2 separate regions of the Homo sapiens genome follow, and region 2 is linked to region 1. Evidence: chromatin loops called from intact Hi-C (ENCODE). Cell type or tissue: Calu3. All regions are shown on one strand. Each heading gives the region's core, and the rest is flanking DNA. Links, peaks and the distances in the headings are about the cores only.

Region 1 (16,395 bases), core at 3,671-11,670:
ATAATTCAGATTAGTAAGGACTCTAAAGTAGTTTTAGTTTATACTGAATTATTAGTACATTTAAAATTAAATCATTTTATTTTGCATTATGCTCAGGTGCTACTAGTATAGCTGGAAAAAATCTTTATTGCAAGAAACATAATATAAGAAATTGAACTTTGCTATTCTGCAGTGGCTTATTGTGCCCAGGATATGTTAAAATAGCCTATAATAACAAAAACGAATTTGTTAAATATAGGGTAAATTAAATAAAAATGAAGATTGAAATCTAACAGTGAATCTGATATCATAGACAACTTTAAATATAAATATAGGTCTGAATATTTCTAATTGCAAGAAAATTTCCTATTCAGACACATTTAGTAGAGTTTTACAAATATATGTTGCAGCACCATCTAGCAAACTCCTGGTGTATTTACCACATCACAAACATTTTGTTCTTTTTCTGGTAGTGAATATATTTTGCTGAATATCTTCAGAGTTGTGGAAAATTACATTTTTTATGAAGCAGAAGGAAATACTCTCAATGATAACTCATTACATAGACATTCTAAATTTATACTTTTAAATTCTATTTCCTATATATAAGCCCATGCATTAGAATACAATATACATGCTTTTCTTTTTAAACACAACTCCTCGAATATAATTTTAACATATGCCAATATTTGATATTCTCAACTGTTTACTTTATTGGTCTATGGATGAAATAAAACTAAAAGCCTTGTCTATTATAGCTAGGTAAAATGATGTAAATGGGAAAGTTCATAAATCATAAATTTATATTTTAATATTATTATTCTTGATGACAGTGCAGACAGTTTATGAAATGGAGGAGAGTATTGTAAGTGGGAAAACATGAGTTTGGACATAAACCAACTTACTATTTTTATGACCTTAGGCAAATTATATAACCTCTCTCAAATCTTAGTTTCCTGAGCTTCAACCTGCCAACAATGATAACAACAGTAATAATGAGGCATTGAGAAGAAGTGCTTTGCACAGAATATATAATTCAATAGATTATTTTTCATAATTTACCTCCTACTAAGTTGTTTCTGACTATTTTACAGGTGAAGCTATTAAGAAAGTAAACTGAAAAAAAATCATTTATCAAATACTCAATTTGTCTTGACTGCCTAGGTTCATTTTGACTTATTTCAGACAAAAGTTAACATAGTTTGCATACCAATAGCTCAACATGACCAATGGCAAAATAGTCATTTCTGTCAGTTCAGAAAATTGGTTGGAAGTTTTCATTCAGAAAAAGCAACTATTTTATTAACTGAATTGTTCTGTCTTTTCAACTGGTTAAGGTCTATAATTATATCCAGAGGAACAAATCATCTGAAAAGAAAAAAAAAAGCTGAATTCCAGTAGAACATGCTGAAAATAACCAAGTGAATTCAATGAGCTGGTTTAAGTTGCCTGATTTTTAGAAACATAACCCACATTACTAAGATAAAATGTTTTTCCACTAAGCAAATGTACAAGCAAAACAACCTCCAGGTTTTTATGTCTAGAAACTGTTCTTATTGTTTGAATTGATAGCTGATTTGAAGCTTGGGACACAGGCTGGGTTACAAGCGTCATAATGTCAGCCTGTCAACTATCACATTTCTGAAACACAGCATCCAGTTACTTTGGACAGGGAATGGTCTGCTGGATCCTGAGAGTTCAGTCCCTGCCAGCAGTCTTATAATAGCTGAAGGATGCAGACAGTAACCTTTCCATTTAGCACCGACAAAGATTCCACCCAGAAACCCAAAGCCTGGGAAACACCCGCAGAGGTTTAGCTTAAGTCAGAGTTAAAGCTCTAGTTTCAGTTTATTGTATTTTTTGTCCTCTTTTCTTTTTTTAGAAATTAAGAGACGTTTGACTGAACCAAATATACTGTTTATAAACAAAACACTAAGAACCTTGAAAGCACTAATCAAGTCCTATGATTAAAGCTCCCGTGTCAACTGCTTTGCCTCTTGCATTAACATCTAAATAACACCATTCTGATGGCATAGGAACAAAAGAGTACACGTTTATGACTGGACTATATAAAAGTGACAGAAAGAAATTAGCAGTTAAGGCTTTTCAGAGAAGGTTGGCCTCTTTGGTATAACTAAGCAACCTTTGAGAAGCAGACAGTGGTATTTCAGCACTTGAGTACCATGCTTTGCTGGGTTATTTCAGACACTACAAGTAATGTATTGTTTAGTTGTACCCATGTACACCATTAAATGCATCACAGTGTGGCATGGATTCAGCAAGTTTTAGTCATAACATGCCAGCTGGAGAATATTAAGGGGGGAAAATCCGTTTTCAATTTCTGCTTAATGTTCCGGTGATAATAATGTAACTCACTTCTGTAAATGTATTTACCTTTCAAACACGATAACTACTATTCAACATATAGGTAAAAATAGAATTTTCAGTAATGTGGCATTTGCTTACTCCCACTTCTTTACTCAGTTTTTGAATTTTGTTCTTATTCTTCATTGATACATATATGTTTCAACTTTTCTTTCTTTCTCTTTTTTTTTTTTTTTTTTTTACTTCTAGGGTTAATTAACCTTAACACTAGACTGACATTTGCCAGGTTTACTGGAGCAACAAAAATGTCTTTGTAGGCAAGAATTATACAAACACTGTGAATGTATTTTGCAATTGTTTTCCTGAACATTTTATGGCTACTAAAACCTTATGGTGGGCTTTTACAGTAATTATTGTGGCCTATGAAAAATGTGCTTTTTTTTATTTTTGCCATGAAAATAATTTTCATTTGCTTTCCTGCCCCAATCATTAAAATCTACCCAGAGGATTCCTCCTTGTCTACTGAGCATGTCTACTAAGACCTGCTCCATATTTAACTTGCTCTTAGATCACACCATGGCTTGAGAATTCTTTTAATCTCTTTTCCATTTATAACTGTACTGCTTGACCTTTTTTCAGCAAGGTGTCTTGTATATAAAATGTCAGTGAGAGGATTACAGACATGGGACAAAGACATAGTTTAATTAAAAAAGGTCCTGCGAGACTGAAAAAGGTTACTGGCCTAGATCACAAATATTTAATGCCAGATGACTATTTATGAGGCTAAAATAAAAAAAAAAAGAAAAAATGGCCACTAGTAATTGACCAACCATTACATTTGCAATAATTAAATTATATTTCTGATTAAAACTTTTGCTTTGTCCTTATGATAAATTAAAACATTTAAGCTATGAGTCATGCCAGTTAGAAAATTAAAATTAATTCAACATTATTTTAAGGGAGACAATATAACAGAGGTCTATAGACCTGGTTATTTTTAATGTCAAGGTCTGAATATTTTTTAAAATTCATTCATTGCTTAGAAACTACTTATGTGAAGCTACGTATGGTTTGACTGAACCAAATACATCCATGCAACAGGTGGCTTTGCCACCCATTTATCTTTTCATCTTACCTCATGTACATGCACATATATACAAATTAAAATAGTTAACAACTGAGTTATTTAACCACCGATTCAGCAATGACATCAGTTAATCAGATGGGATCCCCAAGCAGTCTAAAAGGATACTGCTATTTAAAACTAGTTTGACTATAAGTATGAAGGCCAGCAGAATTACACACACACATTCACACAGAAACACACACACACACACACACACAGAGTCATGTGCTGCAGAACAACGTTTCAGCCAATGACAAACTGCATAGTCCACAGAGGTTCCATAAGTTTGCAATGGAGCTGCAAATATCCTATTGCCCAGTGACTTTATAGATGTCCAAACATCATAGGACAATGTGTTACTCACGGGTGTGTGGTGATGCTGGTGCTGCCAGTTGATAAAGTCTAGCACATACAATTGTGTATAGTATATAATACTTGATAATGATAATAAACAACTATGCTACTGATTTATGTATTTACTGTATTACACTTTTTAATCATTATTTTAGAGTGTACTCCTTCTTGGAGTACAAAAAGTTAAGTGTAGAACAGCCTGAGGCAGATCCTTCAGGAGGTATTCCAGAAGAAGCATACAGGAAGTGAGAGCTCCCTGTATATAACATTACTGTAATGTTATATAATAAAAAATGGTAACAATCTGCTTTAAGCTAAACCCTTATCACACTTCCTTTCTAAAACTCAAAAGCTTTTTGGAATCAAACATCCCACCTGAGCATTAAGACGGTACTATGCTGCAGGCTTCCAACCTTAGATAATGATTGATCTTTCTGAAACCGTGAGTTAGGAATCTCATTCTTGTTTGTGATCACTTCTTGATATTTGCCCTGATCAAACACTTCCTCATGTGCGGGAGAATTTGCAGTTCTATTGGAGATACTTGTATGTTTTGTGGACATATAGAAGATAGCTTTTGGTGATTTTACATGACTCTAAATTCAAAAGTTCAAAAACTCAGAAATTCCTTAATTAGTAATATATGAGTATATGGCTCTTTCAGGCATTTGAATGTTTCAGCCATAGAAGCACCAACAATAGCAGGGATAGGACAAAAAATAATAGTTTCAAAAAGTTTGATCCATTCAGTATCTGAATGAAATGTATTCAGGAAGAACTCTGGTAATTAGCAGAAAAGAATGTGCTTACTGCTCATTCATTCAATGAATTGATATTTAATTTAATGACTACTATATGTCTGGCACTATGTCAAGTGGGTAAATAAAAATATAAATATTTTCTCTACTTGTGGAATTAAGGGTCTATTGAGGATGAGGAAGTGATAGATTTTTGTCTAATAACCATACTAATAAATATATAATTACAAACCCAGATAAGTGATATCAAATAAGAAATGCTCTATAAAATCTCACTCGAATGAAGATGATCTGGATAGTGGCTGATCCAGATGAGGCATGGTGAGAGATGAAGACAGTACAGCGAGCCAGTTCTCAAGGAAGGCTCAAGGACGAGAATCATAGAAACTTCCAAGGCTTCAGGAGAAGCCAGTCTGGAACAGACATTTTTACAACTTAAGAATAACAAATCTTCCACAGAAAAATAACCTGACTCCCATGAAGAATCAAACTACCATGGTAGACATTTAGCCAAATATGGATATGATAGACAATCTAAAATATTATAAAATAAGCTTTTCAAAATAATTTTTAAAGACAGATAAGCAGGAATGAAAATGTTAATGTATGATAGAATGCTATGGTCACACACAGGGAAACTAGAAAAAAAGACCAAACAAAATGTAAATGTTAATTAAAGAAAAAAATAATTTAATGGAAGAGTTAAACAGATTAGGAACTGCTGAAATGGTATTAGTAAGCAAGATGTTGAAGATGAAGAAATCACTCAGTATATGTCAAAGGCAGCATAGAGAGATGGAATTGAAAATATGATTTTATTAGCCAGGATCCTCCAGAGAAACAGAAGCAATATGATCTCTCTCTCTCTCTCTCTCGATAGATAGATATAGTATATATATATATATAGATATATAGTATAGATATATAGATATATAGTATATATATAGATATATAGTATAGATATATAGATATATAGTATATATATAGATATATAGTATAGATATATAGATATATAGTATATATATAGATATATAGATATATAGTATATATAGATATATAGATATATAGTATATATATAGATATATAGTATATATAGATACAGATAGATTTATGCCTCTATCTATATCTAGCTATATAGATATAGATATATCTATAAATATGCCTCTGTGTGTGTATATGCAGATAGATAGATAGATATGCAGATAATTAAGCAAAGAAAGGAGGGAAAATAGTAAACAAAACAAAGTGATAGAAATAAGTCCAAACATGTGAGGGAGAGACAGAAAGATACAGAGAGAAGAGGGAAGGAAACAGATTTATTTTAAGGAATTGGCTTATGCTATTGTGGAAGCTGACAGTCTCAAATCTTCTGGGCAGGCCAGCAGGCTAGAGACCCAGGGAAGAGTCATGTTGCAGTCTTAAGTTGGAAGGTAGTCTAGAGGCAGAATTTCTTCCCTCTCTGAAGATCTTAATCTCTTCTCTTAAGGCCTTTAACTGATTAAGTGAGGCCCATGATATTGTGAAAGATAATCTGCTTTATTCAAAGTCTACTGATTTAAATACTAATCATATCTTTAAAAAATACTTCAAAATCTAAACTTGTTGTTGACCAATACAACTGGGCACTTTAGCATAGCCAAGTTGTCACATAAAATTAACCATCACAATGAGTGCATATTAAGAGATGCCAAAGATAGAGTGAGAAAGTCTCATGTTTATTTGGAAGGTGTTCCAGAAGGAGAGGTAGAGACTAGCAGTGAAGCAATATTTACAGAAATATTGCCTGAAAGTCTGTCCAAATGTAAGGGAAAAAAATAAAATTTTTGATTTAAGTGGCACACAAATTCAGAGCAAGAAAATGCAATTAATTCCACAATGAGTGGGTTATTATGAAACTGCAGAACATAAAAATAAAAAGAAAACATTTAAAGGTTTCAAAAGAAAAGACACATCATCTACTAAGGAAAGGTAAGCAGAATAAAAACTGTTTTTTACCATCAAGAGCTACCACAGGTAGTGGAAAAATACTTTCAAAGGACTCAGGAGAAATGATTGAACAAATGGACTTTTATACCCAGCTAAATGATTGATGAAGAATAAAGGCAAAATAAAGGCATATTTTTCAGACAATATCTGAGAGCTTTTCAGTTTGTGGATTTTACTGAAAGAAAAATTAACTGATACATTTAAGTATCTACAAAAGAGGATTCTGATGAAAAAAAATGATGATGCACAAAGTGATTTTCCCTAAAGAAATTTTAAACATTTTAATAAAACTCAGTAAGCTTTGATTGCAAAAAGTATCTGGTTTTGAGGACTTCCAAAGCAAGTAGTATCTAAAATACTGGACAGCTACCCTTAAAGAGGGGAGTATGTTAAAAAATAAATTGTTCTAATGTTTTTGAAAGGACAGAGATATTATTGAATGTTCTACTTTGTTATGTCAAGAATGGATGTTAAAAATAAAAGGACAACTGCTAAAGAAAATGAAAATAAAATACATAATTTCTAAGCTAGTAGAAGAATAAAAGGGAAATTACAAAACAAGCAGAAAGTTAAGCAAGAAAGGATGTAAAATCGTAAAAAAAAGATGACAGATGTCCAAATACATGCTAATAATCACAAAAATGTAACCGAATTAATAAAATATAGATTTTAAGATTAAATTTATTTTTGTTCTAGCTTTGTTTCCTGACAGCATCTAAGCATTAAAACACAGAAAGGCTGAAAGTAAAGTGATGATGAAACATACACTGAAAAATACTAAAGAAAAGGAAACTAGTGTTGCTATGTTAATTTCAAATAAAGTCAACTTTAAGGCAGATGATAATCACCTTATGACTAGCCCCTTGAGTCATCTTAAGTAACTAAATTTATATTCACTGGAAGAGAACTACTAACAGAACTTATCAAGCCACCAACTTCTGGAGACTATGACAGATTCTCAGGAAGCTGTCTGGACAGTATCTTAGGGAATGTCATTCTGTTACTAAATATTTTAATATTAGTACTTGGGTAGATAGTTATTCTAGGACAGCGTGATGCATTTGGATACTTTGTCAGCCCAGGGCTTACCCTCTGGTTTGGAAAACCAAACTGATTTAAAAAAAGGCGTAACTAAAAAATAAAAAGGAAAAGGCCACATAGAGGATTTTGACTAAATGACAGATATTCTATGTGTCTGAGACATTTGGATTAGTGCCTAGTTGACCCAGTAAGCTATTATGCAAATCCTACAAGTTCCATTCACCTTAAGTAAGTGCATGCTTTCTGAGGGACTCCTGGTTGCAATTCAGTTTATGACCACTAGATGGCATGTTGCCTTTTTGCAAAGAGCAAACGTCGCAGACCTGTCAAGTAGCCTTAAGAAGGAAAATTACTGAATAAATAGATAGATAGAAAGGTAATTGTGGATAATGGAAGATGGATAGAGAGAGAGAGAGAGAGACACTGTATAGATAGAAAGGTAATTGTTGATAATGGGGGGTAGACTCTGTCATGAATTAAAATTAATTATTATCTACTTAGAGATAAACTATTAACAATGATGCCAATATAGTGATTTCTAAGATCCTTTTCCAATGCTACAATTCTATAATACCATTTGAGACAGCATATAAACAAATTAAACTTTCTCAGACATCGGAAGAAATTTATATTTCCTTTTAAAATTTGTTTTATTTACTGTTTTATAAAAACTCTTTTGTGTTTTACGTATTCCAGATATTTGGCAACCACATCCCAGGTTAGTCTCATTCGTACTTGGCCTGTATAATCTTCTATTTTATCTCCTAGAGGCAAAGACCTATTCAAAGTCTGCCTGAAGATGAGTTCATTGGGCAGTTAGGCAGCTGCTGCTGTGAGATCAACATTTTGTCCTTGTGGTCCCTTGGAAGGCCCCAGGGCTTTCCTTTTTCTCCAGAGGTGTGCCCCCACTGCTGTTTCAGATGCTAGGATTTCATCCAATCATCTAGTCTGCAAATGTCTGTCTTTGCCTCTTCCATTTCTAGCACTTTGACTTTTGCTGCATGTCTTGACCTGGACAAGTCACTTCATTTCATTGAACCTCTGTTCCTTCACCTGTGAATTAGAAAAAGTGTAACTTGCCTCCCATGGTTATGTGAGAATCCAAAGAGATAATGTGTAAAGTACCTAAAACATGGGCACAGATTGACATATACATTAAAGAATTACATTTTTGAAATTCTGAGAAAAAAATTCAGAGATAACATGAAATTCTGACAAAACAATCTCAAAAAAGCCTGATTCGAAATAATGAAGGGGATAACTAGCAATGCCAATGGGGCTATTCACGTATTCTCTTAGAAGTTCAGAAATTAAAAGTACAAATACACTTCCCAAATGGATTATCATGATTATACAAATTTGATCCAACTCCTCTATCATATATTCATTCCAACAGGTTTGATCTTGTATATACCTATTAAACCTGTGATTAAATAACTACTTTAAAAAAAAGGACAAGTAAAAATTGTTGCTATGGGCTTTTGAAATAGAGTTAAGACATTTAAAGCCAGAATTAAGTAAGTTTTGAGAAGAAAACTAGGATAAAATATCATTCAGCTGAACGTATGAAAAAAGACTTAAGAATATTAATTAGGTGAACATCAATGTTAGCTACCTGTGTGATGAAGCTGACCAATAGGCTGACATTACCTTTAGGCCCCTTAACAGAAATAGTGTCTGCAATGAGGAAGGTGTTAGTCCTATTATGTTTGGCTCAGGTCACATCTCAAGTAGAGTATAGTATTTGTTTCCAAGTGCAAACACTATCAAAAGTGTACTGGCTGGCATACCTTAAGACATAGATGCTGATGGTCTGGATTAGTGGGAGATAGGGGGTTCCAAAGGAGATAGGCTTACTGGGGTTTGAGAAAGTCCACTTTTGTGGCCACAGTTTGCTATTTGAAGGTCCCAGATAAAGTCAGTAGTCAAAATTGGGAGGTGTGTAAAGTTGCCAGATAAAATCAAGAATATACTTTAGTTGCGTGGGACATACTTTTATACTAAAAATTATGTTTTACTTATCTTAAATTCAAGGTAATTTATATAATTAAATATGTCCCTTGCAACTAAAGTCTATTCATTGGTTATCAGAAATTTAAATTTAACTGGGTATCCTGTATTTTTATTTGCTAACTCTGGCAACCCTGGGGATATGATATAAGGATGGGGATGTTCAATGAGCAGAAAACACAATGACAATGATTTCAGAGAAGAGATAGTTAAAATCTATATTAATGAATGCAATATTGCAGCAAAATGAGTCTTTCAGCGTTTGATTCATATTAATACAAGTATCTTATTGTAGACAATGGTCAGAAGTTATATAAAATTAAAAGTCATTGACATTTAACTCATTTTAAATACTAAAGCTTATGAACACTAGAACAATTTCCTTTGCTAGTACCAGCCTGGCCATGTTCAGACACTTCAGTTTCCTGTACCTGCCGTGTATCCCAGCTGCATATCTGCAGAGTGCAGTTGGTGGACATCAGCTTCTTCCTGCCCTCTTAGGCTTCCTTGATTAGAGCCTTTGGGAGCATTGTGTAGCCACAGCCTATTCTCTTTGGCTCCTACTCAGTTGCAGGTCTGACTTTTTTTTTTTTTTTTTTTTTTTTTTTTGAGATGGAGTCTTGCCTCCGTCACCCAGGCTGGAGTGCAGCGGGGCGATCTCGGCTCGCAGCAACCTCCGCCTCCTAGGTTCAAGTGATTCTCCTCCTGCCTCAGCCTCCCGAGTAGCTGGACTACAGGCACTCACCACCATGCCCAGCTAATTTTTGTGTTTTAGTAGAGACATGATTTCACCATGTTGGCCAGGCTGGTCTTGAACTCCTGACTGCAAGTGATCTGCCTGCCTCAGCCTCCCAAAGTGCTGGGATTGTAAGCATGAGGCACCGTGCCTGGCCTGTTCTGACTTTTCTTACAGACTATGCAGGCTGTAACTTCACTCCTTCCCTTCTCTAGAGGTGACTGAAAAGACCTCAGAGGTTTACACTTCAGGTGCCCACTGAGTGGTCCAGAGGTGATGGGGTGCTTTGTGATTAGGGTGCCAGTGTTAGAATGAATGCAGGGAGGCAGGGAAGGGGATGAGAAAGAGAATGTCATGAGTCACCAAAGGTAAATGCAGCAGCTGACTGATGTTTGAAATAAGATTCATGCCAGCAAGACTGAACATTGCAGTATTATAAATGTGTGAAATCCTGGGCAATCAGAGCACACAGAACAGAAAGAAAGTTAGTATAAAGAAACTCTGAAAGTAAAGTATAGGACACTAGCCATAGCAACTGAGATCTTGAGAATTTTTACAGCTAAATTTAAATGGAACAAGAACAAAGATTTTGACACATATCACATTAGAATTGGGAAACGAGCAAAGACTGGATGAGCAGAAAAGCTGATGGTGCTCAGCCATAGCTTTCCATGTCTCTCCTGCCCATGATTATCCTTGGTGGTGGTGAAGGAAGTTTCCAAAGTACATTTCTCAGGGCACTACTCCTCTGATATGCTCCATGAGCAGAAAAATAGATTTCTAAGATTATTTTTAGAAAACACTGTGTGTTATATTCTCCACCTTGAGGATGATTATATTGCACATTAACATATTAAAAGTTTTGAGAAGTCCTGCAGGGTTAAAAAACAAAAAGTCATTTGACTTGGTTCCTTCCAGCATTTGTGTTTGACCACATGACTTTCTCTGGGTGCCACATCTAGTAGTATCTCACAGAACAAGCATTCTGTAAAATCACTGTGTGGGGTGTGGGGTGGGCGGCATATTACTGGCATATGTGGATCAATACTCTGCAGCTTGTCTACCAGGAAGAATTCCAAAGAAAAATATCCAGCATTGTGAAAAGAAAAATAATAATACTTTTAAAAATATGTAAACTTTAGAGAAGTGCAAATTGAAAATCAAAGTTCAAATAATTTGCTCGATGTCACTAGCTCATAAGTAATGGAGGCAGGATTTAAATGTAGGCATCTGGATGCCCCAAGCCTACACTCTTAACTAGTCTAAAAATAGCTGTTCTTTCTTCCCACATATATTTATTAAATATGTAAAAATATGATGGATAATAAGTATATCATGGCCAGGCACTATGTAGGCACCTTTGACACATCCGTGGATAAATAGACAAAATTCCCTGCCCTTGTGAGCTTATATTTGATGATGGGATACAGTGATAGGTTAACTCAAATAAGTTAATTATATAGTTGCCCTATAATTCTATAGATGCTAGTAAGCAATAAGAGCTATGGAAACAGATAGAGTAGGAAGGCCAGGGCATTCAGAGTGAGTAGGGGAAGATTATCATTTACCACAGGGAGGCCAAAATGGGATTCATTGAAAAGGGACATTTGAGCAAAGAGTCAAGAAGGTAAGGGTGGGAACAGTGTAAATATCTGGGGTAAGAGTATTCTAGTCAGAGGGCATGGCCAAGGTAAAATCAGGAGCATGCCCAGTGTATTCCATGATGAACAAGGGGGCCAGTGTGGTTCGGTCAGAGTGGGTGAATGGAAGGGTAGGAAGGCAGGAGGTCAGAGAGGAAATGAGGAGCCTGCAGTGCAAGACCTGTGTAAGAACTTGGGCATATGACAAACAATTGAAAAATAATGAGGGATTTATAGACTGAGGAAAACAAGACATTGTGAATCCGATAGCTATTTTCATTCCAGAAGGTGTACACTTGGATGCTATATTGATCTTGCTCAGGGATTGGCCTTGGGGGCTGCAAATATATATAACATAGGGGAAGATATGGGGAGGTAGATTTGGCTTAGATTTGAGGAAGCACCATCTGACCATTTGAAAGAGTCCTTTGAATGAAGGAACAAGTTCCCACAGGAAGGGAGGACCTTCCATCTTAGTGTTATTCTAGCAGAGACTAAGTTTATTTGGGAAAGAAGAACAGGTATTTAGGTATAAAACAAGCGATTCAGTGATAGAGCTGCTAAGATCTCTTCCAAATCTAAATTCTGTGATTCCATACAAATGGCTTTAGATGTATTTGCAAGTCAATGAAATATAATATTGATTGCTTTTTAATATATATAACATAAAATTGACTATACCAGTTTAAACATTTTTTGAAGTGTACAGTACAAGAGCATTAAGTACATTCACATTATTGTGCAATCAATTCCACCATTCATCACCAGAACTTTTTCATCATCCCAAACTGAAACTCTGTACACATTAAGTAATAACTTGCAATTTCCCTCTCTCCCCAGCCTTTGTAGACTAAAAACACTATTCTACTTTATGTCTCTATAAATCTGACTATTCCTAGTACCTCACATAAATAGAATCTTAAAATATTTGTCCTTTGTTTCTGGCTTATTTCAGTTAGCATAAAGTCTTTGAGGTTCATTCATATTTTATCATGTATCAGTGCTTCATTCCTTTTTAATGTTGAGTTACATTCCATTGTAGGTGTATTAGGGTTCTCCAGAGAAACAGAACTAATTTCCATATTAAGAGATTTATTATAAGGAATTGGCTCACATGATTATGGAGGCTGGAAAGTCCAAAATCTGCAGTGTGGACTAGCATGCTTGAAACCCAAGAGCTAATGGTGTCGTTTCCACCCCAAGGCCAGCAGGTGGAGAGACAGGGGAGCTGATGGTATGCATGAACTCCGAAAGTAGTCTGCTGGAGAACTGCCTCTTGCTCCAGAAGGTCATTCTTTTTGTTTTATTCAGGACATCAGCTGGTTGGATAAGACAAACCCCCATTATGGAAGGCAATCTGCCAACTCAGAGTTTACCAATTTAAATGTTAATTTCATCCCCAAACATTCTCCAAGTTGACACATAGAATTAACCATCACCCGTCAAAAGTGGTCTACAAAGAACTTAAACAAATTTACAAGAAAAAATCAAACAACCCCATCAACAAGTGGGCAAAGGATATGAACAGACACTTTTCAAAAGAAGACATTTATGCAGCCAACAGACACATAAAAAAATGCTCATCATCACTGGTCATCAGAGAAATGCAAATCAAAACCACAATGAGATATCATCTCACACCAGTTAGAATGGCGATCATTAAAAAGTCAGGAAAGAGGTGCTGGAGAGGATGTGGAGAAATAGGAACGCTTTTACACTGATGGTGGGAGTGTAAACTAGTTCAACCATTGTGGAAGACAGTGTGGTGATTCCTCAAGGATCTAGAACTGGAAATACCATTTGACCCAGCCATCCCATTACTGGGTATATACCCAAAGGATTATAAATCATGCTGCTATAAAGACATGCACAAGTATGTTTATTGCAGCACTATTCACAATAGCAAAGGCTTGGAACCAACCCAAATGTCCATCAATGATAGACTGGATTAAGAAAATGTGGCACATATACACCATGGAATACTATGCAGCCATAAAAAAGGATGATTTCATGTCCTTTGTAGGGACATGGATGAAGCTGGAAACCATCATTCTGAGCAAACTATTGCAAGGACAGAAAACCAAACACCGCATGTTCTCACTCATAGGTGGAAACTGAACAATGACAACACTTGGACACAGGGCAGGGACCATCACACACCGGGACCTTTTGTGGGTTTGGGGGATGAGGGATGGGTGAGGGATAGCATTAGGAGAAATACCTAATGTAAATGACAAGTTAATGGGTGCAGCAAACCAACACGGCACATGCATACATATGTAACAAACCTGCACGTTGTGCACATGTACCCTAGAACTTAAGGTATAATAAAAATAAAAATAAAATAAAGTAATAAAAATAAAAACAAAAAAATTGATAAAATCTTTATGTGATATCATAACCCTTAAAATATTTTATATGTAATTGACAGTGCTCTTTAGTAACTATGAAAAAGCCCTTAATTGCTATATAATCTAATAAAGTGATTATGTCGATGGTTAAAAAAAAAAGAATTAACCATCACAGTAGGAATATATTGCATTGTGTTTATTGAATCATCAGTTGATGAACATTTTGGTTGTTCCTGCCTTTTTTTCCTATTGTGAATAAAGCTGCTATGAACATGGCACAAATATCTGCTTCTTGAGTCTCTGCTTTCAATTATTTTGAAGGTGAACTCAAAAGTAGATTTACTGGATCACGTGTTAATTCTATATTTAATTTTTTGAGAAACCTCCATACTGTTTTCCACAGAAGCTACACCATTTTAAATCCCAACCAACAGTGCATAAGAGTTTCAATTTCTGCACATCCTTGTCAATACTTGATATTTTCTGGTTTTGGTGTTTTTTTTGTTGTTGTTGTTGTTTGTTTGTTTTTAATCACCATTCTAGTGGGTGTGAAGTGTTATCTCATTGTGGTTCTGATTTTCATTTCCCTAATGATTAGTGATATTTGGCATCTTTCCTGGGCTTACTGGTCATTTGTTTATCTTTTTGGAGAAATGTCTATTCAAGTTCTTTGGCCATTTTAAAATCAGGTTGTTTTCTTCATTTTGAGTTGTAGTAGTTCTTTATATATTCTGAATATTAATTTTTTATCAGAGGTAAGATTTGCAAATATCTTTTCCTATTCTGTGGGTTGCATTTTTGCTCATTGAAAATGCCCTTTGATTCACAATAGTTTTTAATTTTGACAAGTCCAAATAATATAGTTTTTCCTTTGTTACCTATGCTTTTGATATCATATTCAAGAAATCTGCTAAATCCAATGTTATGAAGCTTCCTCCTATGTTTTTTTCTAAGCGTTTGGTAGCCTTTACTCTTAACATTTAGGTCTTTGATTCATTTTGAGTAATTTTTGTATGTGGTATAAGGTAAAGACCCAACTTTATTCTTTTACATGTAGATATTTAGTTTTCCCAGTGCCGTTTGTTGAAGAGACCATCCATTGCCTGGCTTGGTTTCTAGGAATTAAAAAATCAGGAATAAAAATAACCTGAGGTTTATTAGATTAAGTCAATTTCAACCGATAAAAGATTTAACTTCTCAATTATATAAAAAACGTAATTGCTTTCCTAAGTTAAAAACAATCATATAGATACAATTTAAATTAGCACCAGTTTTAAAATGAGCATTATACTTAAACTTCTGTCTTGTTCTAAAACAGCTATGGATAATATTCTGTATATGCTTTTCCAAGTTGTTGTTGTCAATTTCATATTTATATGAATAATCCTCATTTTTTTATTAGTTTTCAGAGGTTCATATTTTTAAACTTTTTTTTCCTGTTTATTCTTTTAACCTTTCAAGGTCAATTAGAACAGTTTTCTGGTTTAAACTGGTATACACTGAAACTCCTACCTTTAGATAATCTACAAAAATGCATTAGTGGGTTATACTCCCTATTCAGGGCTATTAACAAAGATGCTAAAGATCATTAGCTTAAGGGATAGATAATTCCTACTAGTAATGGATGTACAACTGCTCTCTATGCTGATAATATCTAGTTCTATCAGAAGCTTTTAAAAGACATAGATCAAAAGTCAAGGTTGCCCCAAATGTAAAGATTGGAGAGATGTGGATTGCTTAAGATTAATTAAATAAATTCACTCCTTAAATATTTATATATCAATCCCATTTAGGATGTGGAGCTTCAGTTAGACTTATTACCAGATTTTACCCCTCAAAGACTCTTACATGACAGTATTTGCTCTCCTGACTTTTTCTCAAAGGACAAAATAATTTGCCTTATTGTTAACAGTGGAGTTCCATTTTGGTTAAGAAAATACATTGTATCACTTGTGATCTGCCTTTTGCTATGCTTATTGATGGCAGTGTATTTGAAATTAGTGAAAAAAATGGAGACCTGAAATCGTGTACCTCATTTCAGCTGCTTAGATTTTGAAAAACACATTCAATAAGCTCCTACACAGGACTC
Region 2 (16,395 bases), core at 2,801-10,800, 700 kb after region 1:
ATATAATCTCACCCCAACTAAAATGGCTTATATCCAAAAGACAGAAAATAACAAATGCTGCTGAGGATGTGGACAAAGGGAACCCTTGTATGCTACCAGTGAGAATGTAAATGAGTATAACCACTATGGAGAATAGTTAGTTTGGGGGTTCCTCAAAAAACTAAAAATTGAGCTACCATATGATCCAGGAATTCCACTGCTGAGTATATACCAAAAAGAAAGAAAATCAGTATATCAAAGAGATTATCTGCACTGCTATGTTTGTTGCCACACTGTTTACAATGGCTAATATTTGGAAGCAACCTAACTGTCCATCAACAGACGAATGGATAAAGAAAATGTGGTATTATACAAAATGGAGTACTATTCAGCCATAAAAAAGAATGAGATCCAGTCATTTGCAACAACATGGATGAAACTGAAGATCATTATGTTAAGTGAAATAAGCCAGGCACAGAAAGACAAACATTACATGTTCTCACTTATTTATGGGATCTAAAAATCAAATCAATTGAACTCATAGACATAGAGAGCAGAAGGATGGTTACCAGAGGCTGAAAAGGGTAGTAGAGGGTTGGGTGGGGGGCAGGTGGAGATGGTTAACAGGTACCAAAAAATTAGAAAGAATGAATAAGACCTACCATTTGACAGCACAATAGGGTAACTATAGACAATAACAACTTAATTGTATATTTTTAAGTAACTTAAAGAGTGTAATAGGATTGTTTGTAACTCAAAGGATAAATGCTTGAGGGGATGGATATCCCATTCTCCATATGTGCTTATTTCACATTGCATGCCTGTATCAAAACATCTCATGTACCCCATAAATATATACACCTACAATATACCCACACACATTTTAAAAGGTAAAAGTAAATAAAAAGAATTAGCTATTGTCATTTCCATTTTATGAATAAAACAATGGGAGCAGAGGACAAATGAAACTATACTTATTCAATGCCACACATTTTATACATGATAGAGATGCTAAATCAAACCTGACTTAAAAACCCAGGTTCTTCATCACCAGGGTATATTGCTTCCTTTAGGTAACTCACAGGAAGTTTTGTAACTCTTTTTGTTGGGTGCTTTAAGAAGTCATCACATTATCTGACTTCAAACTCTGCTGCAAGGCTACAGTGACCAAAACAGCATGGCATTGGTACAAAACAGACATATAGACCAATGGAACAGAAAAGAAAGCCCAGAAATAATGCTGCACACCTACAACCATCTGATCTTCAACAAAGTTGACAAAAACAAGCAATGGGGAAAGGGCTCCCTATTCAATAAATAGTGCTGAGATAACTGGCTAGCCACATGTAGAAGATTGCAACTGGACCCCTTCCTTACACCACATACAAAAATCAACTCAAGATGGATAAAAGACTTAAATGTAAAACCTAAAACTGTAAAAACTCTAGAAGTTAACCTAGAAAATACCTTTCTTGACATAGGACTGGCAAAGATTTCATGATGAAGATGCCAAAAGCAATTGCAACAAAAACACAAATTAACAAATGGGAGCTAATTAAACTAAAGATCTTCTGCACAGCAAAAGAAACTATCAACTGAGTAAACAGACAATCTAAAGAATGAGAGAAAATATTTGCAAACTATGCATTTGATACAGGTCTAATATCCAGCATCTACAAGGAACCTAAACAAATTAACAACCAAACACAAACAATCCTATTAAAAGGAGGGCAAAAGACATGAACAGACACTTTGCAAAAGAAGACATACATATAGCCAACAAGCATATGAAAAAATGTTCAACATCACTGATCATTAGAGAAATGCAAATCAAAACCACAATAAGATACATCTCACACCAGTCAGAATGGCTATTACTAAAAAGTAAAAAAATAACATACTGGTGAGGTTGTGGAGAAAAGGGAATGCTTACACACTGCAGGTGGGAATGTAAATACATTCCGCCATGTGAAAAGCAGTGTGGTAATTTCTCAAAGAACTTAAAACATAATTATTATTTGACCCAGCAATTCCATTATGGGATATATACCCAAAGAAATATAAATTGTTATACCATAAAGAAACATGCACACAGATGTTCACTGCCGCACTACTCACAATAGCAAAGACATGGAATCAACCTAAATGCTTATCAATGGTAGAACTGATAAAGAAAATGTGGTGTATATTTTATATACACCATGGAATACTATGCAGCTTTAAAAAAAAATGAGATCATGTCCTTTGCAGAAACAAGGATGGAGGTGAAGGCTATTATCCTAAATGAACTAACACAGGAACAGAAAACCAAATACTGTGTGTTCTCATTTATAAGTGGGAGCTAAATATTGAGTACATATAGACATAAAGAAGGGAACAACAGACATTAAGGCCTACTTGAGGGTAGAGGCTGTGAGGAGGGTGAGGATCAAAAAACTACCTATTGGGTACTACTATGCTTATTAACCGGGTGATGAAACAATCTGTACACCAAACCTCCATGGCATGCAATTTACCTATCTAACAAACTTGCACATGTACTGAACCTAAAACAAAAGTAAAAAAAGGAATCAATATAAATGCAATGTTTTTGAAACTCATAGAAAACAATCAGAGCTCATATGAATAATGATAATTTACATGTGTATAATCATTTACTAAACTTTCCTGCACATTCTTTTTTTGGAACATCATTGTATGAAACTCGGAGTTTACAATCTGTGTGTTATTTTTAAGCTTCCTTAAAGTTAACACACCCAGAAAAGTGTTTAGGTTAAATTCTACAGAGCAAGTCCAGGGCTTTTCACTGGGAACTATGTTGCCCTAACAACATGTGCTTCACATAACCTCCAACTGGTGACCACACACAATCATGAGCATACTCTTAAAAGACTAATCAGGAGCTTCTAATTTTGAGCCCAGAGAAGTTTAATTGTAGAAAGTTTATTGTTTATTGTGACCTCATTACTCACCTACTAAGATTTCAGAAGTTTGACTATAGATGGATAATTGCCAGCCCAATACTTTGTTTTCTCTTATGTGAATTTGGCCATTTTAAGAACAGGAATAGCTGGGCGCAGTGGCTCACGCCTGTAATCCCAGCACTTTGGGAGGCCGAGGTGGGCGGATCACCTGAGGTCAGGAGTTCAAGGCCAGCCTGGCCAACATCTACAAAATTAGCCGGGCATAGTGGTGCACACCTGTAGTCCCAGTTACTCAAGAGGCTGAGGCAGGAGAATTGCTTGAACCTGGGAGGTGGAGGTTACGGTGAGCCGGGATTACACCACTGCACTCCAGCCTGGGTGACAAGAGCGAGACTCCATCTCAAAAAAAAAAAAAAAAAAACCAAGAATAAAAACCAAAAGTTGTCATTGCTTCCTACAGAAGGATCAGGTAAGTTCAGGCATTCACCCACTCATCCTGTGTCCGGAATTGCTGGGTTCTTGGTCTCACTGACTTCAAGAATGAAGCTGTGGACCCTCGCGGTGAGTGTTACAGTTCTTAAAGGCGGCGTGTCTGGAGTTTGTTCTTTCTGATGTTCGGATGTGTTCGGAGTTTCTTCCTTTTGGTGGGTTCGTGGTCTCGCTGGCTCAGGAGTGAAGCTGCAGACCTTCGCAGTGAGTGTTACAGCTCATAAAAGCAGTGTGGACCCAAAGAGTGAGCAGTAGCAAGATTTACTGCAAAGAGCAAAAGAACAAACCTTCCACAGTGTGGAAGGGGACCCCAGCAGGTTGCCACTGCTGGCTCGGGCAGCCTGCTTTTATTCTCTTATCTGGCCCCACCCACATCCTGCTGATTGGTAGAGCCGAGTGGTCTGTTTTGACAGGGCACTGATTGGTGCATTTACAATCCCTGAACTGGACACAAAGGTTCTCCACCTTCCCCACTAGATTGGCTAGATACAGAGTGTTGACACAAAGGTTCTCTAAGTCCCCACCAGAGTAGCTAGATACAGAGTGTCCATTGGTGCATTCACAAACCCTGAGCTAGACACAGGGTGCTGATTGGTGTGTTTACAAACCTTGAGCTAGATACAGAGTGCCTATTGGTGTATCTACAATCCCTGAGCTAGACATAAAGGTTCTCCAAGGCCCCACCAGAGTACCTAGATACAGAATGTTGATTGGTGCAGTCACAAACCCTGAGCTAGACACAGGGTGCTGATTGGTGTGTTTACAAACCTTGAGCTAGATACAGAGTGCCAATTGGTGTATTTACAATCCCTGAGCTAGACATAAAGGTTCTCCAGGTCACCACCAGACTCAGGAGCCCAGCTGGCTTCACCCAGTGGATCCCGCACCGGGGCTGCAGGTGGAGCTGCCTGCCAGTCCCGCGCCACCGTGCCCCCGCACTCCTCAGCCCTTGGGTGGTCGATGGGACTGGGCGCCATGGAGCAGGGGGTGGCGCTCATCCGGGAGGCTCCGGCCGCACAGGAGCCCACGGAGTGGGTGGGAGGCTCAGGCATGGGGGGCTGCAGGTCCCGAGCCCTGCCCCACGGGAAGGCAGCTAAGGTCCAGAGAGAAATCGAGTGCAGCCCTGGTGGGCTGGCACTGCTGGGGGACCCAGTACACCCTCTGCAGCCGCTGGCCCGGGTGCTAAGCCCCTCATTGCCCGGGGCCGATAGGGCCTGCCGGCTGCTCCGAGTGCGGAGCCCGCCAAGCCCACGCCCACCCGGAACTCCAGCTGGCCCGCAAACGCCGCGCGTGCAGCCCTGGTTCCCGCTGGCGCCTCTCCCTCCACACGTCCCTGCAAGCTGAGGGAGCCGGCTCCGGCCTTGGCCAGCTCAGAAAGGGGCTCCCACAGTGCAGCGGTGGGCTGAAGGGCTCCTCAAGTGCCGCCAAAGTGGGAGCCCAGGCAGAGGAGGCGCCGAGAACGAGCGAGGGCTGTGAGGACTGCCAGCACGCTGTCACCTCTCAATCCCATCCTCAACAAATGTGTATGTAACCTTACTTTTTTTTGCAAACAGGGGAAGGAATATCTTGACATTATTCTTTGTATCTAAGGAAACGCAAATAATTGGTGTTTTTAGTTTGATGTGGCAATCTAATTGGAAGGGCTTCAACTAAATGTTTACAGTTATATTTTCTGTGGGTGCTTACTATTTTGTATCTTATACCTAATATACTGTAACAAAATTATCCATCAATGTCTACGGTCATTCTAAATAATCAGTGAAATCAATGGCATGCATGTAGGTCAATCAAAAAATCGACTGGGCCATCTACTCATAATTTGATTGCACTGTACTTGACTAGCTGTATCTGAAATAACCTACATGTTACAAAATAATCATATCAGCAATTCAGTACTTATTGGGCCAGCCAAAGTTAAAAAAAAGCAGGTTTATTTTATGTCACATTCAAGTTACTTGCTTGCAACTAGACTTTAAAATATAATTTTAAAACACTTTATTTAATAGAAGTATACTTTCCACTGTAATGAATACATCTTGTAAAAATTCAGACAATACAAAAGCACATAAAGTATCAAGTCATCTCATAATACTAACCTTGTTTCTAGTTTCCTAGGCAAATCTCACTTTAACCTTGTAAAGTTTGCTTTTTTAAAGCATCTTCTTTTAAAGTTCTTAAACAATTATATAATCTCAAAATTGTAAATGTAAAAATCAGTAAATTGTTATCTCTGGATGCAGCAATACTTGTCGAGAGGGGGAAAAAACAAATTCTCTCATTTAACAATAAGTAAATATTGTTTACTCTTGCCTCTCAAACACATGTGTTTATTATTTATAAATTCAATTATTGTATGTCTATTCGATATTACAAAAAGTTATTCTTTTTAAGCATTCTTTTCCATGATCATTCATTTAAATTTTTAAATTAAATAATACATTTTAAAAAATTTACCCATAAGAAAATAACTGCTGTAATAAAATATAGAAAGTACATGTTCCAACTCTCTTAAGTTGCTGGACTTACTTTCAAGAGATTATCAGTGGTTCTCAAACTTAAAGTGTGAATTAGAATCACTTGTCAAAACACAGACTGCTGGGCTCCACCTCTGATCTTTCTGAATTAGTAGGTCTGGACTGAGACTCACGAATTCGTATTTTGAATAAGTTCCCAGGTAATCATGGTGGGTCTGATCCAGTGATCACATTTTGAAAACCACTATATAAAAGCATAAATATCACTTCAGAACTCATTTTCTAACTGTTACTGAATCTCGATTTTAATGGACAATTTAGTGCTATGTATATAGAAGTTTTCTGTAAATGCTATTAACTAATCAGTTCTAAAACTAGGTATAAAGCAAACTGGAGTACAAACCTACCAGCTACTAAATAATTCACATTTTCCCCTAGTATGCCAATTGAGAAAATCTTGGCCTGGGTTTCAGAGAGCACAGGTGCATAAAATAGCCTTTGTTATTTTATTTTATTTACTGACAATAACAATTTCAGTCATCCTGATACAGGCAATATAACAGTAAAATAAAATATGCTTAATGAAACATGAATGAACTTGTTGATTCCAGGATTTTTAAAGCAATGTTTTGATAATAGTAGATTGTTATTTTTAAAACAAATGAAATCACAGCTTGATTTTTTAGTTTCATCATAACATTAAGCTCATTTGCCAAAATCTGGAATGTGTATATTAGGTTGTTTCTTTCACCCTGTGTTACTAATTTAAGCAACATGTTTCTTCTGTTTTTCACCCAACACTACGATCAATGTAATCAATTAATTAATTAAAGGAGATGTTTAAGTTCTTTCCCATAGTCGCACCAGTTCTACCAGATTCTGAATGCTACTTAAAATATCAATGAAACTGGAAGAAAATAGTTAATAATTATTCTTTTCCTTTGACAATATGTTATGGTATTCATATGACTCCCTCTGGTGGCAAATGTAGCATGGAATGTTAATCTTTTTCAAGGAATATGCATGTGTACATTTCCTTTCATATAAAGCCAGTGATTCTTTCCTTCCTGTTGTCTTCTCTATATTAATGCTCTCAATATCTGATGTGACCATTGGAAGCTGTCAAAAATGCCCAATTCAGTCAGTATGGAGGTAGACTAAATTTCTGTCAAAAATCATCCTGGAAAATTGTGTCAAATAGTTTATGCATCCTTTTAACAATGAAACCAATACTAAAACAATTAATTAAAGAAAATGACTTCCCAAAATCAAACCTCAAACCCTCTAACTATAGTTAATGACTTCTCAAAATCAAATCTCAAACCCTCTAACTATAGTTAATGACTTCCCAAAATCAAATCTCAAACCCTCTAACTATAGTTAATTCATAGTCACATATAAACTTAGTCTAAGAAAACCTAAGTGTCTGCATCAAAAAATATCCTCAGAGTTTCAGACAAATAAAAGTCAATCAGAGATAAATTTGAATTTTACCTCTGCCACCTGGTGAATGGGTAACCTAAGTCAGATTATCTAACTTTTGTGAGATATGATTTTCATATCCATAAAATTGGATAATGCCTACTTTATGAACTTATTATAATGATTAAACAAGACAATGTTTTTAAAGGCCCATCACTGTGTCTAACATTTAGTAAAACACTCACTATTATTATAGTTATTACTTTAATTAACAAATTGAAGCAAAGGGAATTAGAAAAAAGAGTTAGGAAATTGAGACCTTCCAAGCTCACCCCACCACCAGGCCAGCCCCCATGGACTCAGGGTTCAAGAACCACCCCTGTGCCATGTCAGCCTCCATATCTTCAGGGATCCAGGCTTCAGACAGCTCCTGTGGACACAAGCTTCAGGCCCACCCCATGGGCCCAGGGGACATGACTACCCCAGTGGACCCCAGAACCAGGTTAGCTGCTATGGACCCAGGAGCCAGACCTGCCCTAGTAAAAGGCTCCAAGCACACCCCAGTAGACAAGCTCCAGGCCTGACCCCACAGACCCAGGCACCAGGCCAGCTCCTGTGGACCCAAGCTCCAGGTCCATCCACCTGGATCAGCTGATCTGTATCAGATTAGCCTGCCCAAAACCCTAGCAGCATAAACCTGCTGCCCATGGACCCAACCCATAGACTCTGCCAGACAGTCTTTCCCAGAACCTCTGGATAAGATGACTAGTGAAGGGCTTTACCTGCCAAAGCCAGTCTACAAAGATTGAAATAGGTCTCTACTTGTTCAAATATGCAGTCACCAACATATGGCCAAAAGGATCATGAGTAATCAGGGAAACATGATGCCACCAAGGGAATAAATTAAAGCATCAGTAGCTGGCCCTAAAGAAATGTAGATCTGTGAACTGCCTAACAAAAAACTCAAAACTCAAAATAATTGTAAAGAAGCTCAGAAGGCTGCAAGAAAACAGTTCAAAGCTAAATGAAATCAGGAAAACAATACATGAACAATACATGAAATAAGTTCATCAGAGATAGAAGCCATAAAAAGAACAAAACAGAAATTCTGAAGCTGAAGAACACAGTGACTAAACTGACACATTCCATGGAGAGTTTCAACAGCAGGCTCGGTCAGACAAAAGAAAGAATCAGTGAACTTGAAGACTTGGCATTTGAAATTGCCCAGATTGAGGCAAAAAGAATGAAAGAAGAGAGAGGAAAGCCTACAAGATTTATAGGACACCATCAAGCAAAACAATATATGAGCAAAGAAAGGGGCAAAAAGCTTACTCATTTATTTTTTTAAAATAGACAGATAAAGTTGTATGTATTTTTTGTGTACAATATGTTTTGAAATATATTTACATTGTGGAATGACTAAATTCAGCTAATTAACATATGGATTACCTCAGAGAGTTCATCATTTTCATGATGAGAACACAATACAGTTACTCTCTTAGCATTTTTCAAGAATACAATGTATTATTAACAATAGCCACTGAATTAGTTCTTTTTCATGCTGCTGATAAAGACATACCTGAGACTGGGCAATTTACAAAAGAGAGAGGTTTATTGGACTTACAGCTCCACATGGCTGAGGAGGCCTAGCAATGGTGGTGGAAGGCAAGGAGGAGCAAGTCACATCTTACATGGATGGCAGCAGGCAAAGAGAGAGCTTATGCAGGGAAACTCCCATTTTTAAAACCATCAGATCTCATGAGGCCTGTTCACTATCATGAGAACAGCACAGGAAAGACCCAACCCCATGATTCAATCATCTCCCACCAGGTCACTCCCACAACATGTGGGAATTATGGGAGCTACAAAATGAGATTTGTGTGGGGACACAGAGCTAAACCGTATCAGTCACCATGTTTTCTAACAGATACCTTGAATTTATTCTTCCTGTGTAAATAAAATTTTGTATCCTTTGACCGATATCTCCAACACTTTTATCTCCCAACCACAAAAGCCTTTGGTAACCGTCATTCTACTCTGTACTTCTATGAGAGCAACTCTTTTAATTCCATATATGAGTGAGACTATTCACTGTTAGTCTTTCTCTGGTTGGCTTATTTCACTTTGCATCATGTCCTCCATGTTCACCCATGTTGTAACAAAAGGCAGGATATCCTTATTTTTTTACAGCTGAATAGTATTCCATGTGTATATACACCACACTTTATTCATTCTTCCATTGATGAACACTTAGGTTGATGATTCCATATCTTGGCTATTGTAAATAGTGCTGCAATAAACATGAGAGTGCAGATATGTCTTCAACTTACTGATTTCGTTTCCTTTGGAATTATACCCAGAAGTGGGATTGCTAAATCATATGGTAGTTCTATTTTTAATTTTTTGAGGAACGTCCATAGTTTCCTTAATGGCTGCACTAATTTACATTCCCACCAGCAGTGTACAAGTGCTTTCTTTTCTCCACATCTTCACCAGCACTTATTTTTTAAATCTTTTTGATAATAGTCATTTTAACAGGTGTGAGGTGACATCTCCTTGCAGCTTAAAGTTGTATTTCTCTGTGACATTGAACATTTTCTCACTTACCAGTTGCCCATTTGCATGTCTTCATCTGAAAAATATCTTTTCAGGTCCTTTGCCCTTTTTTGTTTGTTTGTTTTTTGAGATGTAGTCTCACTCTGTCTCCCAGGCTGGAGTGCAGTGGCATGCTCTCGGCTCACTGCAACCTCTGCCTCCCAAGTTCAAGCGATTCTCCTGCCTCAGCCTCCTGAGTAGCTGGGACTACTGGCGCCCGCCACCACACCTGGCTAATTTTTATATTTTTAGTAGAGACGGGGTTTCACCATATTGGCCAGGCTGATCTTCAACTCCTGACCTTGTGATCCACCCGCCTCAGCCTCCCAAAGTGCTGGGATCACAGGCGTGAGACACCGCACCCGGCCTTGCCTATTTTTTAAATCAGGTTACTTGTGTTCTTGCTATTGAGTTGTTTGTGAGCTCCTTATATATTTAGTACATTAACCCCTTACCAGATGTACAGTTTATAAATATTTCCTCCCATTCTGTATAGTGTCTCTTCATTCTGTCGATTGCTTCCTTTGCTGTACAAAAGATACTTAGTTTCAGGTAATCTCATTTGTCTATTTCTGCTTTTGTTGTCTGTGTTTTTGGAGGTCATAAACATAAAGTCATTGTCCATACCAACGTCATGGGGTCTTTCCACTATGTTTTCTTCTATTAGTTTTGTATTTTCAGGTCTTACATTTAAGTCTTTAATCTATTTTGAGTTGATTTTTGTATTCAGTGTGAGATAAGGTTCTAATTTCATTCTTCTGCATGTGGATATTTAGTTTTCCAAACACAATTTACATGAAAAATATAGGCAAAATTTATTTGTCAATAAATAAATTTTTCACTAAAAAAATGAAGAAAATTGAGACTTCTGCCTGATTTTTGTCTGAACCTTTCAGAGCAACTACTTTAGATTAGGTAAATGTGTGAGGTTCAGGTCAGAGTAAGCCCACAAAAGTGAAGAATGGCATTCTTGAATCAACTTCCCAAGTGATTTGCCAAGTGTAGTTTCATACACATATGAAGCTAATCTGTTGTTTAAGAGTGTGGTGTTTTAATACATTAACAAAGCACATCTAACTGCAACAGTGGAATATCAGAGATCTCTCCTTTCATTCAACTTGCCTATAATTCTATAGTTAAGTCAATATGTGCATAATTGTTTCTGAGCTAAGAGGTAATAATTGATTTTTTATTAATTCACTTTTTATTGATTGACTGTGATGTCTGTGTGCACATCTTGATTGATGATGTCTGTGTGCACATCTGTGTTAACAGTTTTGATTGGTCACTTAATATAAGTTACTTGGTCTGCCTCATTTCTCTGTTTGTTTTGTGAACATGTTAATTTTTTGAGAGTTAATGGAATATATGCATGGCCACAAATGTGTATGTTTAAGGATTTTTTAGTTGTTACAAACTTCATTTAGTAAGGTAGACATTTTACATTGTGAATTGTTTAACCTTTCTTCCAAGAAAAAGTGATGCTAATATAGATTGGTCAGGGACAAGAGCATTATAGTTGGGCCATAGTGCTAAGGACATGATCTGTCTTTCATCTGGGATTCTGTTTCTGCTTCTCAATGTCACTTTGTCTTTTTGGATGCCTGCCAATGCAGCTGAAGTAAGAGGGACCAGGGCTGCCCCATTACCTCTTGAGCCATTATCATCACTCTTTCCCCTAGCACTGTCTTTTTTTGTTTTTGTGTCTGTATTTGTTGTGTTTTGTCTTGTTTTTGCCATCAAAGAAGTGCAATCCAATATATAAATATGAATTTAGAGGGAAGCTACTTGGCTTGCTTTGTCTCCTGCTCAGATTAAAACCAAGATGTCAGCCAGTAATGCAAGTGTCCTTTGCCTGACCATGGCTCTGTGCAGATATTCTTATTGACAAACTTGAGGGGAGAATTGGAATGTATTCCTGGGCTTCTGTGTACAAGTTAAGAAAAGAAATTAAGAAAGAATGAGAAGAAATAGCACTCTGTGCTTTTCAACCAATATAAGTAAATTATCTAACAGTATAAAGTAACTTCACAGTAATATAGTCAGCTTCCCAAAGTTAACCATTTCTGGACCTAGCCAAAATTGATAGTCCACTGGCCAAAAAAATCAGCAAAAGGACATTACCAGGGGTGCTTTACATCTTTTACATATATTCAATGACAGAATTATTTTTTATTCCTCCACTCCATTGCTCTACATATATATTCACCAAGCCCTCTTGCCTTGCCTGTCTTCAAAACACCTCTCAAATGTATTCCACATAGGAATTATCATCAATAATTTCTCCCTTTCCTGTACTCTGTCTTGCATAGAATAAATTAATTAAAATTAAAAAGTCAAATCTTTTCATCATAATTTCCAGACTCCCCACAATCTACCTGACATTACCCAATCACTCTCAACTCATATTCTACCTTCTTCAATATCTGTCCTCTCTTTTTCATGAACTTATCTGCCCAACTGTTTTTCCTCCCTACTAAGGAAGTTAAAGTCCTTATTCCTACTTCATCCCCTCTCCTAAAAATTTGTTAGAATATAGGCATTACATTCTACTCTCAAGAAAGAGGAGGGCTACTTCTCAATTATAGTACAAGAGGGTAAAGTATTTAAAAGGATTGAAAAATTACACAAATATGAAGATAGTTCTTTTGGGATTTCTTCTTACCAGGAGACTGGGAAAGTGAGGGCTCCAACCTGTCCCTCTGTTTCCACACAGCTAGGAAGATAGGCATGAAAATCTTTTCCCTCCCCCACACTACACCTGGGCATTGAGGCAAATTCTTTGCCTCTTACACACTCTGCTGTTTCTTTCTTTTTAGAAAAATTTTGGAGAAGCCAAGATGGCAGACTAGAAATAGCTGTGATCAGAGGTTCCCACCAAGAAGAATGAAAACAGTGAATGAATTCTGCACTTTCAGCTGAGGAATCCAGGTTCTCCTATTTTGACTGACTAGGTGGTTGGCATGACCCATGGAAAGTGAGGTAAAGCCCAGGAGCCACGTGGGGCAAGGGGAGCTCCTCCCCAAACCAAGGGAGGTGGTGAATGATTGTGCTATCCCTCCCAGGAAACCATGCTTTTTCCATGGATCTGTGCAATCTGTGGATCAGGTTATCCCCTCGTGAGCCCATGCCACCAGGGCCTTGGGTCCCAAGAACAGAGCTGTGCAGATTCTCAGTAGCCACTTGGCTGCAGACTGCCTAAGACTACCAAGATCCTGGAGGAAGGGGCGGCTGCCATCACTGCCGCCACCTGCTGCCTGAGATGACTGAGCTCCGGGGAGGAGGGGCAACAGCCATCAGTGCAGTGCCAATCTGACCAATAATGAGTTCTGAAATTGAGGTAGTAATAAATAGCCTACCAAGCAAAAAAAAAAAAAAAAGCCCAGGACCAGACGGATTTATAGCTGAATTCTACCAGAGATACAAAGAGGAGCTGGTACCACTTCTTCGAGACTATTCAAACAATTGAAAAGGAAGAACTCCTCCCTGACTCATTTTATGAGGCCAGTATCATCCTGATACCAAAACCTGGCAGAGATACAACAAAAAAAGAAAGCTTCAGGCCAATATCCCTGGTGAACAACTATGTAAAAATCCTCAATAAAATATTGGTGAACTGAATCCAGCAGCATATCATAAAGCTTATCCATCATGATCAAGTCAGCTTCATTCCTGTGATGCAAGGCTGGTTCAACATACACAAATCAATAAATGTAATTTATCACATAAAAAGAAGTAGGGACAAAAAACACATGATTGTCTCAATAAATGCAGAAAATGCCTTCAATAAAATTCAACATCCCTTCATATTAAAGACTCTCAATAAACTAGGTATTGATGGAACATACCTCAAAATAATATGAGCCATTTATGACAAACCCACAGCCAATATCACACTGAATGGGCAAAAATTGGAAGCATTCCCCCTGAGAACCAGCACAAGACAAGGATGCCCTTTCTCACCACTCCCATTCAACATGGTATTGGAAGTTCTGGCAAGCGCAATCAGGCAAGAGAAAGAAATAAAGGGTATTCAAACAGGAATAGAGGAATTCAAACTGTCTCTGTTTGCAGATGACATGATCCTATATCTAGAAAACCCCATCGTCTCAGCCCAAGAAAAGCTTTTTAAGCTGATAAGCAACTTCAACAAAGTCTCAGGATACAAAATCAATGTGCAAAAATCACAAGCATTCATAAACACCAACAACAGACAAGCAGAGAGCCAAATCACAAATGAATTCCTATTAACAATTGCTACAAAGAGAATAAAATACCTAGGAATACATCTAACAAGGGAAGTAAAGGAACTCTTCAAAGAGAGCTACAAACTACTACTCAAGGAAATCATAGAGGACACAAACAAATAGAAAAACATTCCATGCTCATGGATAGGAAGAATCAGTATTGTGAAAATGGCCATACTGTTCAAAGTAATTTATAGATTCAGTGCTATTCCCATTATATTACCATCGATATTCTTCACAGAATTAGAAAAAACTAGTTTAAAACTCGTATGGAAACAAAACAGAGCCCTTATTAGCCAAGACAAACCTAAGCAAAAAGAACAAAGTGGGAGGTATCAGGCTACCCAACTTCAAACTATACTACAAGGCTACTGTAACCAAAACAGCATGGTACTGGTACAAAAATAGACATACAGACCGATGGAACAGAATAGAGAGCTCAGAAATAAGACTGCACATCTACAATTCAAGAAACCTGACAACAACAAGCAATGGGGAAAGGATTCCCCATTTAATAAATGGTGCTGGAGAACTGGCTAGCCATATGCAGAAAATTGAAACTGTACCCCTTCCTTATATCTTATACAAAAATTAACTCAAAATGGATTAAAGACTTAAATGTAAAACCCAACACTATGGAAGCCCTAGAAGAAAATCTAGGCAAGACCATTCAAGACTTAGGCACAAACAAAGATTTCATGATGAAAACGTCAAAAGCAATTGCAACAAAAGCCAAAATTAACAAATGGTATCTAATTAAACTAAAGAGCTTCTGCACAGCAAAAGAAACTATCATCAGAGTGAAAAGACAACCTATAGAATAGGAGAAAGTTTTTGGAATCTATCCATCTGACAAAGGTCTAATATCCAGAATCCACAATGAACTTAAACAAATACACAAGAAAAAAACAACCTCATTAAAGAGTGGGCAAAGGATATGAACAGACACCTCTCAAAAAAAAAAAGACATTTATGCAGCCAACAAACATATGATAATAAGCTGATCTTTAGAGAAACGCAAATCAAAGCCACAGTAAGATGCCATCTCATACCAGTCAGAATGGTGATTATTAAAAAATCAAGAAACAACAGATGCTGGCGAGGCTGTGGAGAAATAGGAATGCTTTGACACTGTTGGTGGGAACGTAAAGTAGTTCAACCGTTGTGGAAGGAGTGTCAAAATTTCTCAAAGACCTAGAACCAGAAATACCATTTGACCCAGAAATCCCATTTCTGGGTATATACCCAAAGGAATATAAATCATGCCGTTATAAAGATACATGCAGACATATGTTTATTGAAGCACTGTTCACAATAGCAAAGACATGGAACCAACGCAAATGCCCATCAATGATAGCCTGGATAAAGAAAAGGTGGTACATATACACCATGAAATACTATGCAGCCATAAAAAGGAACGAGATCATATCCTTCACAGGGACATGGATGGAGCTGGAGGCCACCATCCTTAGCAAACTAATGCAGGAACAGAAAACCAAACACTGCATATTCTCACTTATAAGTGGGAGTTGAACAACGAGAACACATGGACACAGGGAGGGGAACAACACACACAGGGGCCTGTCAGGGGTGGAGAGTGGGGGAAGGGAGAGCATCAGGAAAAATAGCTAATACTTGCTGGGCTTACAACCTGAATGATGGGCTGATAGGTACAGCAAACCACATGGCACATGTTTACCTATATAACAAACCCACATATCCTGCACATGTATCCCAGAACTTAAAATAAAATTTTAAATTCAGAGGGACCTGTGCAGGTTTGTCATATAGGTAAATTGTGTCGCGGAGGTTTTGTGTACAGATTGTTTCAACACCCAGGTAACATGCATAGTACCCTGCAGGTGGTTTTTTGATCCTCACCCTCCTCCCACCCTTCACCCTCAAGTAGGCCCTGGTGTCTGCTGTTCCCTTCTTTGTGTCCATATGTACTCAATGTTTAGTTCCCGCTTATAAATGAGAACATGTGGTGTTTGATTTTCTGTTCTTGTGTTTGTTTAGGATAATGGCCTCCAACTCCATCCATGCTTCTGCAAAGGACATGATCTCATTCTTTTTATGGCTGCGTAGTATCCTGTGGTGTCCATATACCATATTTTCTTTATCAATTCTGCCATTGATGGTCATTTAGGTTGATTCCTTGTCTTTACTAATGTGAATAGTCACTCTGCTGTTCCCTGCTGGCACACAACCACACCAGAGTTGTAGATAGTCTTAGAGTCCAGCCTCCCAGGGTGTAGCTCACTG

The links. Hi-C counts contacts between places; a loop is a spot of excess contacts. Peaks named below come from ENCODE experiments on the same cell type or tissue, not always from the same donor. Only the 100,000 strongest peaks of a DNase experiment are listed, where the experiment ranks them.
Region 2: it touches region 1 in a loop (14-fold over the local background); 5 of 110 quality-filtered maps call a loop at or near these places.

What each region holds. Positions count from the first base shown.
Region 1 is chr7:113,701,939-113,718,333 of GRCh38, reverse strand. No RefSeq gene overlaps it. Among named protein-coding and RNA genes, the nearest start is that of PPP1R3A, 210 kb to the left of the region's middle. In Calu3, for the core only: a CTCF peak has its summit at 7,826 (motif pointing right); a DNase peak (open chromatin) is centred at 7,863.
Region 2 is chr7:113,005,660-113,022,054 of GRCh38, reverse strand. No RefSeq gene overlaps it. Among named protein-coding and RNA genes, the nearest start is that of HRAT17, 18 kb to the right of the region's middle. In Calu3, for the core only: no CTCF peak of the experiment used is centred there; no DNase peak of the experiment used is centred there.